2 separate regions of the Homo sapiens genome follow, and region 2 is linked to region 1. The links are chromatin loops, found by intact Hi-C in ENCODE. Cell type or tissue: PC-9. All regions are shown on one strand. Region 1 overlaps IQCJ-SCHIP1 (IQCJ-SCHIP1 readthrough). Region 2 overlaps IQCJ-SCHIP1 (IQCJ-SCHIP1 readthrough).

The links. Hi-C counts contacts between places; a loop is a spot of excess contacts. Peaks named below come from ENCODE experiments on the same cell type or tissue, not always from the same donor. Only the 100,000 strongest peaks of a DNase experiment are listed, where the experiment ranks them.
Region 2: a loop joins it to region 1, with 11 times the contacts of the local background. A loop is called at or near these places in 2 of 110 quality-filtered maps.

The regions. Positions count from the first base shown.
Region 1 is chr3:159,803,880-159,806,379 of GRCh38, reverse strand. All of the region lies in intron 4 of IQCJ-SCHIP1 (IQCJ-SCHIP1 readthrough), which reads right to left. All of the region lies in intron 2 of SCHIP1 (schwannomin interacting protein 1), which reads right to left. LOC101928351 (a long non-coding RNA gene) reads left to right here. Exons shown (of 4, transcript XR_007096144.1): 2 at 1,452-1,669. Among named protein-coding and RNA genes, the nearest start is that of IQCJ-SCHIP1-AS1, 37 kb to the right of the region's middle. In PC-9, CTCF peaks have their summits at 870 and 1,071 (motif pointing right); a DNase peak (open chromatin) is centred at 1,079.
Region 2 is chr3:159,585,612-159,588,111 of GRCh38, reverse strand. The region is part of intron 4 of IQCJ-SCHIP1 (IQCJ-SCHIP1 readthrough); the gene reads right to left. All of the region lies in intron 1 of SCHIP1 (schwannomin interacting protein 1), which reads right to left. Among named protein-coding and RNA genes, the nearest start is that of IQCJ-SCHIP1-AS1, 180 kb to the left of the region's middle. In PC-9, a CTCF peak has its summit at 1,345 (motif pointing right); no DNase peak of the experiment used is centred here.

The DNA of each region.
Region 1 (2,500 bases):
CAGGAGAAGTCCTGTTACCTGCCACATACAGACCAAAGAAGAACCCATTCTAACACAGCTTTGCCTACTGCTCAAAGAATTCACAGTAGCAATGTTGATCTGCTTATAATAAAAAATTCTGCTTTCTCTACTGACCAGATAGTGGGTATTCCACAACACAAAAGCAGCTGCTTAGATGTGTATTTGGGGTTGTTGGAATATTTTCCCATTCGTATAACATGCAGCTTCAAAACACAATTGATTGCTTAGTTGTCCTATTAGGAATACAATTGGCCAGGCGCGGTGGCTCACGCCTGTAATCCAGTACTTTGGGAGGCCGAGGCGGGTGGATCACCTGAGGTCAGGAGTTTGACACTAGCCTGGCCAACTTGGTGAAACTCCATCTGTACTAAAAATACAAAAATTAGCTGGGTGTGGGTGGCAGGCACCTCTAGTCCCAGCTACTCGGGACGCTGAGGCAGGAGAATTGCTCGAACCTGGGAGGCGGAGGTTGCAGTGAGCCGAGATCGCTCCACTGCATTCCAGCCTGGGTGACAGAGCGAGACTCCCTCTCAAAAAAAAAAAAAAAAAAGGAGTACAATTAAGCTGGTAGAGCTGATATTTATAAGAGAAAGCCATGGCTATGGAAGGGGAGAGGAAAGGAGAGCTGAACAACAGTTGGGTCTTTCGTTTACTCATACAAGTGTTTACTAAGCATGCAGGAGTTCAAGGTGAGGAGCTGGGTGTTTTGCACTTAGGCCCCACCCTCAAAAAGCACACCCTCTGTCTAGAGAGAAAGACACACTGTGGATGACAATTTACAGGTGTGAAAAGGACTACAGAGAGTGTTCTGAGGTTGCTGATCAGCAAGGTGAGGGAGGCCTAAGTCTTACAGTGTCTTTGGAAGACTTTCAATTAAACTCACTTACTCATTAAAGTACTTCTAAAGGTTTTAATTTGCTTACAACCTCCTTGTGTGTGTGAGTGTGTCACAGCCGCTGTGATTCTCATGAGAGGTAAACCCATGCCTCTGGATTCTAGAGCCGATGCTTTCCTCAGACACTAGGGGTCAGCAGCTTCCAAGAGTTGTGAGTCAGGCTAGGAGCCCCAGTTCCTTGGGTGCTGCTAGGAGTGGGTTGGAGCTGATTCTCAGAACAGCAGGAGTCTAATAGGCACTGTAGTTGCTCTTCCAACACCACTCTCCTTCTTTTAGTAACTACCTTAACTTTTATTTGAGCACCTTCAATTCCTCCTGCAAAGCCCAGGTGCTTGGGGGAAGTTGATCAGGTGGTAGGGCTTGTGGCTCATTATCCCATCCCCTGGCTCCACTTACGGGTTCAAGGATAAACACCACACCCTATTTGGGCCAATGAGATTGAGGAGAAATCTGCTGAGGATGACTGGGAAAATAGTTCCTGGCTCTTTTGAGAGAGTTCTTGGAAGTGACCATTTCTTTTTCTCCCTCTCCCTAGACAGTGATGAATAAACTCAAAGGAAAGGAAAATCATTTGGCAACCGGAAGGTGTGGGAGGATAGCTGTAAATGAAACTGACGGCAAAAAACAGAGCAGAGAAGTTTAAAGAAAAAAAATAACAGCATTCCTGGTGATGCCCCATTGGGCCAATGAAACAAACACATTCTGAAGCCTTTCCTAACCAGGAGCCAACCAATCTCATCACTGTGAAGCCAGGTTAGTTTGGTTTTCCATGATTTTCATCTGACTGAAGGCATCTCAAGTATACACCGAGGGGACAAAGGCAAGCTTTGGAAAATGTGGTAGCAAGTGATCTGCAAGCTACTATTTAATAAACTTTATGCCAGCTCACCCTACCCTGCAGACATCACAGCAGCAAATAAATGAGAGGGAGGGGACCCAGAATGCTTAACTGGGGAAGAAAAACTGAGGAAGACATTGTATACTCATGGCCTGCCTCTTTTCCAGTTGGCTGAGAAGCCCTTTTTATTAATTTGTTCCATTTCCTTACCATGTCCTTAGCAGTGGAGATATATTTTTTGGAAATGTATTGATCACAATTATATTTCCTTACACTGGGAGGACAAGGAGGCTCCCTGCAACAGACCTTTGAAAGTAATGAACTGACAGAGAGAACAGGCCTCCAGTTCCAGCTCTCTGCTACCAATCTCCCTCACCTGCTCAGCCCAAATCAGTCTCTAAATACTCAGAGCTCTAAAAGAGTGGGATTTCCTATAGTTCATTGTGGGGTTTTACCTCTAACTCAGTAAAGAATCACTGAGAGGGTGAAGGGAGCCCTATTACAACTGCAGGGACCAGGGAAAGTTGACTTGACCTCTCTGCTTTCCTTAGGTCATTATACAAAAAAGAAACATCAAAAGGGTCATTGTACTATTTTTCAAAGGTGTGAGGCCATCGTGATGCAGGGTATGGATTTGGGAGTCCAACAGATCTAAGTTTAAATCTTGGCACATCTCCTTACTAGTTGTGTGACTTTGTTTCTGAGCTTCTAAATCTGTAAAATGGGAATGGATAAAGCCTACCATT
Region 2 (2,500 bases), 220 kb after region 1:
GGAGAAATAGGAACACTTCTACACTGTTGGTGGTACTGTAAACTGGTTCAACCATTGTGGAAGACAGTGTGGTGATTTCTCAGGGATCTAGAACTAGAAATACCATTTGACCCAGCCATCCAATTACTGGGTATATACCCAAAGGATTATAAATCATGCTGCTATAAAGACACATGCACACGTATGTTTATTGTGGAACTATTCACAATAGCAAAGACTTGGAACCAACCCAAATGTCCATCAATGATAGACTGGGTTAAGAAAATGTGGCACATATACACCATGGAATACTATGCAGCCATAAAAAAGGATGAGTTCATGTCCTTTGTAGGGACATGGATGAAGCTGGAAACCATCATTCTCAGCAACTAACACAGGGACAAAAAACCAAACACCACATGTTCTCACTCACAGGTGGGAATTGAACAATGAGAACACTTGGACACCGGAAGGGGAACATTACACACTGGGTCCTGTTGTGGGGTGGGGAAAGGGGGGAGGGATAGCATTAGGAGATATACCTAATGTAAATTATGAGTTAAGGGGTGCAGCACACCAACATGGCACATGTATACATATGTAACAAACCTGCACGTTGTGCACGTGTACCCTAGAACTTAAAGTATAATAAAAATAAAAAAGTTATGTATTCACGTCAAATGTCTGGAAAAATTTCTCCAAAATGTTAGCAGTGATTGCCTCTGGGTAATAAGTCTTTTTTTTTTTTAAAGCAATTGTTTAGTTTTTTATTCATCTTGTTCTACATTTTTGAAGTGTTAACATGAGAATAAAACATTTCATAATAAATAATAAAGATACTTTCGTTTAAAAGAAAATTGTATTTCAAGATGATACATAATTCAAAAGTCTTGCTAGTAACTCTTAAACTTGATTGTGCATCAGAATCACATGAGGAGCTCTTAAAAATTACGAACTGCTTTCCAGGTTTTATCTCTTAGTTAATGAATCAGACTGTCTATCACTAGACCCAGGAGTCAGTATTTTGGAAAAGCTTCCCAGGTGGTTCTGATGGAGTCTGAGTGGCATCTGCCCTTGGACTGGCATTCAGCAGCCAGAGACTTAGAAACAAACAGCACGTGCAGTTTTAGATTTCCCAGGTGTGGAGAGAAGCTTCCTCTCTCTGCTGACACGTATATGATAGCCCTAATGAGGATAAATAACTACCTTTCTAAAGTTACCTGCTGCCAAGTAAATTTCCTAATTGCCATGGAACCTTTAGTTGGGCCGCTTTGTTTATTTTGACAAGAGCTGCTAAAGTATTTTAAAAGGAACACTTGGAATCTGTGATGGAAGGACTTCAGGCCTCATCATTCCAGCAGAGGGCAGCAGCCATGGGGTCTGCAGAGAAAAGCCCTGGACCATCCTCAGGCCTAGCATGGAAATTGGATCTTTCCTTTTTCTAGCCAACCCAGGGGCAGAGGCAGGAAATGAGATAAGCAAGTTAAAATCATCCTGGGTGACACGGAGGCTGAGCCTTATAGCATCCTCAGGGATCTGCTGTGATGCCATCCATTTGTAAGATGCTACGTTTAAATATTAAGAAAATGTTTTCTGGATACAGCATTTAATACAATGAGACAGAAGCAGGAGGAAAGAATAGGGTTAAAGGATTCACTAGGATGGTCAGGCAGCTGTAAAGGCAATTTGCATTCTTTCTGCATTCTTTCAATTCTAAGCATAGCGTTTTTAAAAATTTGCTTTTATTGTTGGGTCCTGACTGCATATGAAAATAAGGGTCCAGTCACTGAGGCAAAGCTGGTTCATCCTTCCAGCTTCAAACCTAGAGGAAGGGGACATAGCCCAGCAACCTTTGCTCCCCTGCTGGTGCTGCTCTTTATCTTTTGGGGAAGGCAGCAGGACAGCTGGAGAAATAGACATCCCTGTGGCCAAAACCACCTAGGGACGAATGTCCTTATCATTCAGTTTCCCTTATCTGATCCCTTACACATTTTTTTTTTTCCAATTGCAAATCCTCAGGCTTATCTAGCAGATTTAAGTTGAGGAAAAACCAAAGCTTATTAATTTATTTCTGGAGTTTCAAGGGACTGTTTAGTTATCTTAGAGCTGAATGTAACAGCCAGCCTGAAACTTACATTCTTCTCCATCCATCCATCCATCCATTCATCCATCCATCCAATAATATTATGCTAGGCACTAGGTAGGTAGGGATGATGAACAAGAAAGGATTCCCCTTTAAAAATTTTTTTCCAGCCTAGCAGGGAAGATATAACTATTAAAATTATGATAAAACATTCTAAATGCTAAAACATAGGTAAGACTTATTAATTTTGAAATGGTTTTATTAGATATAGTATAGCTGTTAAGAGTTATACTATAGGGTCAGATTGCTAATTCAAGTTCTATCTCTTTCATATACTTTCTGTGTGAACCTGGGCAAATATTAATCTTTCTGTGCCCCCATTCCTCATTTATAAAAGATGGATAAGTGTGCTATGTAATAAGTTTCTTAGGAGAATTA